3 separate regions of the Homo sapiens genome follow, and all the other regions are linked to region 3. A link is a loop called in an ENCODE intact Hi-C map of the cell type or tissue named here. Cell type or tissue: OCI-LY7. All regions are shown on one strand.

Region 1 (4,000 bases), 340 kb after region 3:
CAATTCCAATAATATTCGTTGTACCTATATGAGAAAATACGCAACTTTTAAAATCCAAAATGAAGAAGACATTTATGCAGCCAAAAGACACATGAAAAAATGCTCATCATCACTGGCCATCAGAGAAATGCAAATCAAAACCACAATGAGATATCACCTCACACCAGTTAGTATGGCGATCATTAAAAAGTCAGGAAACAACAGGTGCTGGAGAGGATGTGGAGAAATAGGAACATTTTTACACTGTTGGTGGGACTGTAAACTAGTTCAACCATTGTGCAAGTCAGTGTGGCAACTCCTCAGGGATCTAGAACTAGAAATACCATTTGACCCAGCCATCCCATTACTGGGTATATACCCAAAGGATTATAAATCATGCTGCTATAAAGACACATGCACACGTATGTTTATTGTGGCACTATTCACAATAGCAACACTTGAAAACAACCCAAATGTCCAACAATGATAGACTGGATTAAGAAAATGTGGCACATATATACCATGGAATACTATGCAGCCCATAAAAAATGATGAGTTCATGTCCTTTGTAGGGACATGGATGAAGCTGGAAACCATCATTCTCAGCAAACTATCGCAAGGACAAAAAACCAAACACCGCATGTTCTCACTCATAGGTGGGAATTGAACAATGAGAACACATGGACACAGGAAGGGGAACATCACACATGGGGGCCTGTTGTGGGGTGGGGGGAGGGGAGAGGGATAGCATTAGGAGATATACCTAATGTTAAATGACGAGTTACTGGGTGCAGCACACCAACATGGCACATGTATACATATGTAACTAACCTGCACGTTGTGCACATGTACCCTAACTTAAAGTATAATAAAAAATAAAAATAAAATCCAAAATGATTCATATTATGCAATTTTAACCACTCATTAAAGCAGTCGATATTTGTTATGGGACCTCTTTGCCTAAATTTTATTCATAACAGGGCAAATAAATCATTGAAGAGAATTCTGTGGTCATGATTTAATTTGGTAAGTGGTTGGCAGGTCAGTTAATCCAAGCATGCCCTCCTACCTCTTGTTCCACTTCCTTTAGATGAATCCCTTTTATTTTAGCAAACAGGCTGAGGTTTTCCTTCACGGTGAGTATGTCAAATTGAACATTGAATTGAGGACAGACGCCAGTTATCTTTCTGATTTCCTCCAAGTCTTGCATTTCAGAGAGATTTTTATTATAGATGGTAACTGATCCTAAGAATAGAAGTTAAAAATAAAATTGGCAAGATAATACATTCTATTAATATTCATAGATCTCATTTAAGAAAATATTGGCATATGTTCACAAATGTCTAAAATGATTTGTGAACTACTATTCTTGACATAAATATATGCTTATAGAACTGCATATATGTGAACACAATTTGTGAACTACTAATTATTCTTGTTACAAACATATGCTTATAGAACTGCACATCTACCCTGAAATATCACACAATGGAATAAAGATAATAATTTTTATAAAATTGCAGAAATATGAAGTATATTCAAAATTATGTAGCTCTTGGAAACAACTTTAGATAAACATTATTTCTCTTAAGCCATCAAATTTAAAATTTAAAATGAGAGGCATATGCTTGACCTCATTCTATTATAAGACATCTTGCCTTTGAGAAATTTCTTTTTACTCACCTTCTGTTGGAACAGACAATCCATTAAGAATATTTAGCAGTGAAGATTTGCCAGCTCCACTGTGACCCAGGATTGCCGTGATTTGACCTTCATATATGTCAAAGAGCAAGCCTATTTTTAGAACAAATTGTTAACAAATTATTAACAGTATAAACAGAAAGGCATTAGACAGGCCTGGTCCCAACATAGAACAAGGCTATTTAGTTTAGTGGCATATTTCTCAGCATTTCAATACTTTAAAATACACAATGATCAATATTTTCCTAATTGCCAAAATAATATGTGACAGAACTATAATAATTAAAATAATATGTTACTGGTGCAGGATATAGTGACCAATGGAACAGAACAGAAGTCTAATATGGACCAAAGAAAATATAAAAATAAAGATTAATAAAATGACCTTTCAAATGTATTAGAAAGATGGTTTATTTAATAAATAATATTGGGACAACTAAACAAATACATTAACAAATTTTATGTTTGTAATTTTTTTTTTTTGTTACAGGATCTCATTCTGCCACCTAGACTGGAGTGCAGTGGAGCAATCACAGCTCACTGCAGCCTCAATCTCCCACGCTTAAGCAATTCTCCCACGTCAGCTCCCTGTAGCTGAGACTATTGGCCCACGCCACCACACTTGGCTAATTTTTGTATTTTTAGTAGAGACAGGGTTTTGCCATGTTGCCCAGGCTGGTTTCAAACTCCTGAGTTTAAGCAATACACCCACTTCGGGATTTACAGATGTGAGCCACCATGCCTGGCCTGTAATTTTTAAATGCAAAGTATACGGTGTTTTCCAGGGTAAGAGGGAAGTGATACTGGCTGTTGGGACTGACCCACAGTAACTGGAAAAATTAAATAGAAGCCTCAGTTTCGTCATCTGCAAAGTGAGAGATATATTAACATGTCTTTCACAGGCCTAAATGTAAAATGGTACATGTAAATCACTTAGCATAGTTTCCCGCACACACCAAATCCTCAATGAAATCTAAGTGTTTATTGCTATTGTTGTCGTTGTCATTATTATTCATTATGTATTGCTTGTGGGAGTATGACTTTTTATGATTTTAGAGGGAAATAATTTGAAATATGAATCAAGAATCTTGAAAGTATGCTTCCTTTGAATAATTCTGCTTCTAGAAATTTATATTCAAGAAACAATTTATGACATTTACAAAGATTGAACAAGGCTGTTCATTCTAGTATTTTTTATTACACTAAAAATTGGAAACAAATTGAATCTCATACATTGGTGTGTTAATAAGTTAGTCGTGGTATCCATATAATGGAATGGTACTTAGCTTCTGAAAAGTAGGCCATAGATAAAAGATTTCAAAAGTGTGTCCCAAAGGTGTTGCAGATGTGCTCCAGAAACTAACTCCATGAGGAAGGAAGAGGAGGCTAAGGGATTGCAACTTCTTCCCTGATTTCCCAAAGAGCAGCTATACTTGGTTTGAATTCATAATCATATTTTTAATGTGTTGATGTCCAATGCTTTTAATTTTTTAAGGTGCTGCTATTTTTAAAATGAACAAAATTCTTAAAGAAGTTTTTTGTTTAGACAAAAAGAAGTTCATGACTTGATGAGTACAAAGGTAGTTCAAAATGTGCTCCAAAACTTTAAGTAATCAATTTAAAATTATTTCAGTATCTCCTGAGCTAACATTAAAGAAAGAAATCACAGCTCTAGATGGTATTTGATGAGAGAAACCTAGAGAGAGAATAAAATTGCTCATACAAATACATTAAATTCTCAAAGACCTAATCTAAAAGCAATGAATAAGACTGAATTAGAGGATGCTGTATTTATTAGAAAATACACGCAATATAAACACAATGGTCGGAGAACTCTACACTTCTGGAAGGTTCATGGCTCTTCTTTTTCAGCTTTTAAGGCTTCTGTCTTTTATAAAAATCATTTTTATCCCTCCTAAAAATTATTTTTAATAAAAGTAAATAGTCCTCCATGAAATCTAGCTACTCACTTTGATGTTTGCTTAAATGTCTGTTATAGAAAACTGTATGTTAGAATATTTTGTATCAAAATGTGTTTTTTCATTTCAAATTATAACTTAGGTTTGTTATAGGATATTGACTTGTGAAATTTAATTCATAGTCAATGGTTTTACTCATCTTGCTTTAGTTAACCTCACCAGTACATATAAACTATGTAAATTCACCGGCTAGTATAAAACCTTTATCAGATTTCAGTCTAGATGTTCTTTCCTCACAGTGACAATATATAAAATATTGTTCATAGCAGATTAATCTTTAAAAACAAAGAGAAATTACATCTTTCATTGTATGATACCACTGTTATAAATTAATAGATTCA
Region 2 (4,000 bases), 750 kb after region 3:
TAAGGTCAGGAATTTGAGACCAGCCTGCCCAACATGGTGAAACCCCGTGTCTACTGAAAATACAAAAATTAGTTAGGTGTGGTGGTGGGTGTCTGTAATCCCAGCTACTTGGGAGGCTGAGGCAGGTGATTGTAGTGATTGTGGTGATTGTAGTCAGGGAAACTTCTGGGAAGAGATAACCAGAACCCTGTCTTTGGGAAGAATAATGGAATGTATTGGTAAGTAAGAGGGCCTTGTGGTTTGGATAATTCTTAAACTCTCTGAGCCTGGAAATAATGTAAAATGCCTTCCACAGTGTGCCTATTATTGTTAGTTGTTATTATTAAAAATTGGAAAAATAGGATGAAGGAAGATGAGAAGAAAATAGGAAGGAATACAGATAGGAAAAAGACTGTAGATTATTCACAACTTTGAAATTAACATTAAGGGTTATTTCACCATTATGAAATATGTAATTCATATTAGAGAAAATATGTAAGGTATAAAAATAATAAAATGAAATTTGTGTATCTTCTAGCTTAAAGGGAAAATTATAAAGGATAATTTTTAAAGCTTTTGTAATAATCTTTTACTTCCAATTTTATGGGTGTTATGAAAAGTATCACAAAGGGAAAAATTAGCTGTAATTTCAAATGTTATTATCCAGAGATAATCGTAGTTCCATTTTTTGGGCATATGGGCGGGTGGGTTAAATTTTTCTAGTCAAAAGGATTCGTTTAAAATCTGGTCTGTAATACTGCTTCTTCAGTAACCTGCCCTGTGGTCTGGAATACCTGGGTTTATGATCCTTTACACTATGTGACCTCTGACACATCGCTAGCAGAGGTTTCAATCAAAATCTGTTGCTTTGGGCCAGGCTTGGTGGCTCACACCTGTAATCACAGCCCTTTGGGAGGTGGGGTGGGAGGACTGCTTGAGGCCAGGAGTTTGAGACCAGCCTGGTCAACAAAGAGACATCCTGTCTGTCAAAAAAAAAAAAAAAAAAAAGTTAGCTGGGCATGGTGGTTCCCACCTGTAGTCCAAGCTACTCAGGAGACTGAGGCGGGAGGATGATTTGAGCCCAGGAGTTTGAGGCTGCAGTGAGCTATGATCACACCACTGCACACCGGTTGAGTGACAGAGTAAGACCTTATCTTGAAGAAAAAACCAAACCAAACAAAAACAAAGGTTGCTTTGGTCATATTTGGTGTATCATTGTGTCACAGTCTGCCTTTTTGTTCTTTGTTTTATTACTCCTACGTTAAATATCAATAGATCATTTTGAATTGGACATTTGATTCAGTAATAATTTTTTAGGCTCTTACTACAAGTATGAGGGTAATGAAGATCATAAAATCAGTGGAGAAAACAGTTCTTTGTATGGAGAAATTCACAATTCTACAAGGCATGAACAAAACATGAAATAGAAAATCAAGTTGAAAGCAATAAGCTGTTGTTAACTGTGGGTCAGGGATGGCAGTTACTTCTGTGTTGGGCAGCTTGGGGAAAGGAAGATGAAGGACAAATGGAGATTTTAGGCCCTCTGGTGGCAGAGAAATGAACCTTGAAAGCAGGCTGAAATGATGGCATCCTGGTTGTTTTCGCTTTCAGACGTCAAGCCTTCTAATGTACTCATCAATGCTCTCGGTCAAGTGAAGATGTGCGATTTTGGAATCAGTGGCTACTTGGTGGACTCTGTTGCTAAAACAATTGATGCAGGTTGCAAACCATACATGGCCGTAAGTACATTAGCTAGGGTGGCATCTGGTAATGTCACTGCCGACAAATCATGCTGGGAAACAAGAAATGGATGGCCACAGAGGGAAAATGGAAATGTACCTAAGACTCCAGAAGTAGTCTGCCTCTTAGTATTTCTTCAAAATTTTATGTCTGAAATCTTTACTCACTTGCTTCGTATATTGTCTTAGTTTGTTCAGGCTGCTATGGCAAAGTAATGTAAGCCAGGCAGCATATAAACAACAGAAATTTATCTCTCACAGTTTTGGAGGCTAGGAAATCCAAGATGAAGGCACCAGAAGATTTGGTGTCCAATGAGGGCTCACGTTTCTCAGGATCATACATAGCACCTTCCTGCTTAGTCCTCGCACGGTGAAAGGGGCGAGGGATCTCTCTAGGGCTTTTTTAATAAGGGCCCCAATCCTATTCATTAGTATTCCACTTTCATGATTCAATCACCCCCCAAAGGCCCTGCCTTCTGATGCCACCACATGTGCGATTAGGTTTTAACCTGTGGATTTTGGTGGGGCACAGACATAGTTATATATATATTACTTTAAAAAAATCAAGTGAAAGAGATACGTTATTTGAAAAAATATATACACAATACATATAGCCTGCACAGTTTTCCACACTGTATTGCAGGGGAGTATTACCTTGTTTGTTGAGGACAAAATAGTAAATAGAGCTTAAATTACCCAAACAAGGCAGTTAGATTAGTTATGAGAGGACCTCACAGCTGTGAAGATTCACCGTCATTAGCAGAGACCTTGCAATCCCCTTTAACTGGAGGAACGGCCACTAGATTCTACCTGGAAATGGACTTGTGCTTTGAATTGAAAAGCTTCCTGTCTGTGTTTAGCTAAAAATTGCTCAGGTCTATTAGCATGGGACAGTAGCCCAGTGACACTTGTTTTATTGAGTTCTGGACTGTTCATGTTTTAAACAAGGATAATTCTAGATGGGCAAAGTAGCTTTATAATGTATACCCTGTTTCTTCTTAAGGCAAATTTTAAATTTGTTATGAAAGGAACTTGATCCATTACTGTGTCCAAGAAAAGACAAACACAGAAGAAGGGAAACCCCACGGAGGCATTGATATTTGTTGTAGTTAACCGGGTCTTCTTGGCCTTGGTGGCATGTTAACAGCTTATAACAACTCACTTGGCAGCTGGTGCTACCCCCATCCCCAGAGACTATTGAGCTAAGAACGTTATCTCAATTGTCTTCCCAGTTTCTCAGTTGTCTGTCTTCTTTCCAGCCTGAAAGAATAAACCCAGAGCTCAACCAGAAGGGATACAGTGTGAAGTCTGACATTTGGAGTCTGGGCATCACGATGGTAGTGTATGCCAATCATCATGAACTATGAGGTTGTGGGTAATGAAACTAGAATGAGGTGGACGTTGGGTTCAAGAAACAAATGCCCTAAATGCTGGTTTGGGGCGCCCTCTCCTGCTGAGCTGGTAGGAGATTTTGAGTAATAATTGTTTGTATTGTGGTACAATAAAAACACTGATATGGGATTGGGGAAACCAATCTTTCTCTTGATTCCACCTCTGACGAGCTGTATGCCTTTTTGAGTAATTGTTACAGTCACATGGACTATCTTCCTATCCTCCTCTGTAAAACGAGAGGATCTGACCAGATTCCTTATAGTTTAAAATTAAATTATTCGAGCCAAGGCAAGAAGCTTAAGCTGTGCAAAGAATGCTAATGTGCGTGAACCCTGATAGGGCCGTGTTATCCAGGACATAGACTATGCTTCCCAGGATATTTTTATTGGAGAAGTAGAAGTCAAAGTCTGATCAGGTCAGTGTATTAGTTCGTTTTCACACTGCTGATAAAAGCATCCCCAAGACTGAGTAATTTAAAAGAAAAAGAGGTTTAATGGACTCACAGTTCCATGCAGCTGGGGAGGCCTCACGATCATGGCGGAAGGTGAAAGGCACATCTTATATGGCGGCAGACAAGAGAGAATGAGATGAGACAGCCAAGTGAAAAGGGAGATGCTTCATAAAACCATCAGATCTCGTGAGACTTTTTCACTACCATGAGAACCATAGAACAGTATGGGGGAACCACCCCCATGATTCAATTGTTTCCCACTGGGTCCCTCCCACAACATGTAGGAATTATGGGAGCTACAATTCAAGATGAGATTTGGGTGGGGACACAGCCCAACCGTATCAGTCAGGTATATCCTCAATACATGATAACCAATAGGATGATTTCCTTAGACACAGCCCTAAAGTTATATGATTTATTCATAACTTATTCATAACTT
Region 3 (4,000 bases):
GAGAGGAGAAATCATCGATGATAGCCTTGACTATTGCTAGAATCTCTTCCTTTAGATTCCTGGGGCTAGAGTTGAGGATTTCACTTTAAGAAAGATTGAGACAGAGTGAAAGCAAGAGAGAAGCTTGTAAGAAGAAGTGGGAGGATGTTAACAGTGAGAGCTGGGAATTTGCTCATGAGGCCGAGTGGCTACCACAATCTCCAGTACAGGCTGAATGTGTGTCGTTCCATTCCGCTTCTACCCTCTGTAAGAGGCCTGCCCTGTTCACAAGGCCAATAAGGGGTTAGATTTTAAGGCTTGTTGAAAATAAACTTTGGTAATCCCAGTGCTTAGAGCCCAGTGACATAGAAAGGAGAGCCTTCTTCAACTTTTGGAGAGCAAACTTCTAGGGGGATGAGGTGGGAAGTTTACTTGGGGGAATCCTGCCCAGGGCATCACCTCAGCTTTCTGATCCTTGGTTTTTTTTTTTCCAGGATCCCAAAGAGAGGCACAAATGGTGTGTCCAAGCTTCAGATTGAACTCCTCTGAGACTTTTCTCTTCTCCATAATCATAGCTAGATGAACAGAAGGATGTGGCCACCACAAATTCAATGAATGTGTATACCTTTAGAATATTTGTGATTACACAAGTCCCTAGAGGCAGGTGGGGGCAAAGACTTCTTTGTAAAAGTCCAAAGGTGTCTTAGAAATGTGCAAAAGTACAAGACTTACTGAGGTACAGAAAGCAATGGCTCTTATTTTCAAAGGGAGCCCAAGAAAAGTTCTTTGAATTTTTCGTCTGGCCCTTTTACTTTTCAAATTTCTTATTTTGTCACACTTTGTGGTTGTAGCAATTTGTGAACAGAAAGCATCTCATCCTTTGCTCAGCATGGGCAGAAGGGACAATGAGCACCTCCTTGGTTGCATGTAGATTTTTCCATAGCAGAGTGAAAAAAGATTGGAAAAATTTGTTCCAGCATCCTTGCATGGAAGTAAAGACTTCCCATGAAACCAAAAGTATAGTTTCTCTCTGACATCTCTTGAAATAAACACTTCTTAGTCAGAACTATCCCCCCATAGATGGCACTTTAGGTTGGGCCAAAAATGGTAGAAAGGATATGGGATCTCTGCTTCCAACAGCATTTGACAATTATTCTACTAGAAAAACACATGCACAGTATGTTGATTGCAGCACTATTTACAATAGCAAAGACTTGGAACCAACCGAAATGCCCATCAATGATAGACTGGATAAAGAGAATGTGGCACATGTACACCATAGAATATTATGCAGCCATAAAAAAGAATGAGTTCATGTCCTTTACAGGGACATGGTTGAAGCTGGAAGCCATCATCCTCAGCAAACTAACACAGAAACAGAAAACCAAATACTGCATGTCCTCACTCATAAGTGGGAGTTGAACAATGAGAACACATGGACACAGGGAGGGGAACATCACACACAGGGACCTGGCGGGGTTGGGGGGCAAGGGTAGGGAGAGAGAGCATTAGGACAAATACCCAATGCATGTGGGGCTTAAAACCTAGATGACGGGTTGATGGGTGCAACAAACCACCGTGGCACATGTATACCTATGTAACAAACCTGCACGTTCTGCATATGTATCCCAGAACTTAAAGTAAAAAAACAAAACAGAAAAACTTCTCAGGGGTTAATGATGACTTTTAGTGCATTTATAAGTATTTAAGAAAGAAGACCAATAAGAGTAGGTTTTCAGAACGTGGTGGTTAATCTACTTTTGCTTGAAGTAGAAAAATAAAGGAGAAACAAATCCTTGCAGAGGAGTTCTCTGTGGGAGATGAAGGTGAAGTAAAAGGGAAAATGTGGCCAGTTTACGATTAACTTTACTCTTGAGAGGTGAAGCAAATTGAGTTTCCCCAGGGGGATTTGCTTAACCCTTAACAAGTTTCAGCCAAAGGAAACCATTTGTGAATTCCTAGAAGATTATTTTGGCACTCTGTGGGCGGCAAGCCACCCAGGTGCCAAGGCAAGAGATCGAGGGCACAAGCTGTTCCAGTATAATAAAGAAAATGCATAGAATAAGAATAGTTATACTAGAAATAGATTATAGATATGATTATATGTGAATATCATTAATCATTAGTTTGTAGCATTACTCTTTATTCCAATATTATAATAATCTTTGCTCTACAATTATAACCTAGGAAAAACGAGGCCATAAAGAGATAGGAGCTGAAGGGACACAGTGAGAAGTGACCAGAAGACATGAGTGTGAGCCCTCTGTTACGCCCAGACAGGGCCACCAGAGGGCTCCCTGGTCTAGCGGTAATGCCAGCGCCTGGGAAGGCGCCTGTTAACTAGCGGACCTTGGTCTAGCGGTAGCGTCAGTGCCTAGGGAAGGCACCCGTTACTTAGCAGACCAGGAAAGAGAGTCTCCCTTTCCAGGGAGAGTTAGAGAAGACTCTGCTCCACCACCTCTTGTGGAGGGCCTGACATCAGTCAGGCCTGCCCACAGGCATCTGGAGGCCTAAATGTCTCCCTGTGATGCTGTGCTTTAGTGGTCACACTCCTGTTTCACTTTCATGTTCCGCCCTGTACACCTGGCTCTGCCTTCTAGACAGCAGTAGCAGAATTAGTGAAAGTACTAAAAGTCTTTGAAATGCATAGAAGAAATAATGGCATAAGCTGTCCTCTCTCTCTCTCTGCCTCTGCTGCCAAACAGGGAAGGGCCCCCTGTCCGGTGGACACGTGACTCATGTGACCTTCTCAATCACTGGAGATGACTCACACTCCTTACCCTGCCCCTTTTGCCTTGTATCTAATAAATACCAAACAGCCAGGCATTCGGGGCCACTACCGGTCTCTGCGTCTTGGTGGTAGTGGTCCCCTGGGCCCAGCTGTCTTTTCTTCCATCTCTTTGTCTTGTGTCTTTATTTCTATGATCTCTCATCTCTGCACACGAGGAGAAAAACCCACAAACACTGTAGGTCTGGTCCCTACAGCACTCAATTTTCCTCTTTCCCTAAAACCAGAAAATACAATGTCCTATGCCAGTAACCCAGAAATAAAAAGTAGTTACGTCTAGTATAGAGAATATACAAAGAGGTTCCTTGCAAGTTTAAAGTTCTAGGAAAGGCAGCAAAAAAGAAAACATGATTGATTTCTTTTTTATGATTCATGAGTATTACAACTTCTTAAGGCAGAGGAGTTTTTCTAAGATACTGCAATCCATGTTTTCTGATTTTACAGAGAAGAAATAGAAATCCAACCCTTTCTGGAAGAATAATCCTATGAGATTTAGGTGAAGACAAGATTTGTGTTAGAATCCAGCTCTTCAAATATGGCTTGGTTGATTCACTTCCTAAATGATTTATGAAGAAGCTGATTTTTCATTCCTGTTGTCATAACTACAAGCTGTGCTGTTGTTTCCTGGAACTTAGTTTTTATGGGCAAAGGCTTAGGAAAATGGTCTATAAAGGCCCTCAGCAGTTCAAGGACCTATTAGTTCAGTCTCCTCTCTGTTCTCCTGCCATAGAAAGTTGTTTTTGGTGTTGTAGAGCAATTGTGCATTGGTCTCAGTGTTGAGGCCTGTTTCTCCTGGTTCTGGGAAGTCATAATCAATAAGAATGAAAACCTCATATATCTGCTTGTTGTATTAGCAGAATTTCCTGTGATGTGTTCAGCTCCTTGAGATCTCATTAGATGTTTCTCTATATAAGTATTCCTTGGCCAATGAAGTTTGAACATTTTGAAGTTAAGCAAATTTAATCTGTTATTCCTTTACTTCCAAATTTCTCAGATTCTTTATAAGCTCATGTGCATTGTGAATCTCCTAGAAGACATATATAACATGAAACATTTCTCCAAATTTTGGGTACAGATGCCCTTTTTGCCAAACATCTTGAGGGACTAGTGTCCCAAAGAACATACTTTGGGAAGTGCTCTGTTACTTCAACCTGTGCGTTAAAACCAACTTCTCCTGTTAGACATCTAGTCCCCAAAAAGCCTACAAATTAAGGTTTTAATGAAAAAATGTGT

Evidence for each region. A loop is a pair of places that touch in the nucleus more often than their neighbours do. Peaks named below come from ENCODE experiments on the same cell type or tissue, not always from the same donor. Only the 100,000 strongest peaks of a DNase experiment are listed, where the experiment ranks them.
Region 1: a loop joins it to region 3, with 5 times the contacts of the local background. A loop is called at or near these places in 3 of 110 quality-filtered maps.
Region 2: a loop joins it to region 3, with 5 times the contacts of the local background. A loop is called at or near these places in 17 of 110 quality-filtered maps.

The regions. Positions count from the first base shown.
Region 1 is chr17:69,113,714-69,117,713 of GRCh38, forward strand. It overlaps ABCA6 (ATP binding cassette subfamily A member 6), which reads right to left. Exons shown (of 39, transcript NM_080284.3): 12 at 1,663-1,773; 13 at 1,049-1,224; 14 at 1-24. Among named protein-coding and RNA genes, the nearest start is that of MIR4524A, 16 kb to the left of the region's middle. In OCI-LY7, no CTCF peak of the experiment used is centred here; a DNase peak (open chromatin) is centred at 2,448; H3K4me3 peaks cover 3,209 bases; H3K27ac peaks cover 3,254 bases.
Region 2 is chr17:69,521,924-69,525,923 of GRCh38, forward strand. MAP2K6 (mitogen-activated protein kinase kinase 6) reads left to right here. Exons shown (of 12, transcript NM_002758.4): 8 at 1,591-1,718; 9 at 2,978-3,055. Among named protein-coding and RNA genes, the nearest start is that of MAP2K6-AS1, 38 kb to the left of the region's middle. In OCI-LY7, CTCF peaks have their summits at 1,517 (motif pointing left), 1,725 and 3,149 (motif pointing left); a DNase peak (open chromatin) is centred at 1,518.
Region 3 is chr17:68,772,158-68,776,157 of GRCh38, forward strand. No RefSeq gene overlaps it. Among named protein-coding and RNA genes, the nearest start is that of LINC01482, 150 kb to the left of the region's middle. RefSeq lists an enhancer at 2,372-2,741. In OCI-LY7, CTCF peaks have their summits at 95, 2,278 (motif pointing right) and 2,479; DNase peaks (open chromatin) are centred at 1,874 and 2,514; H3K4me3 peaks cover 1,404 bases; H3K27ac peaks cover 1,091 bases.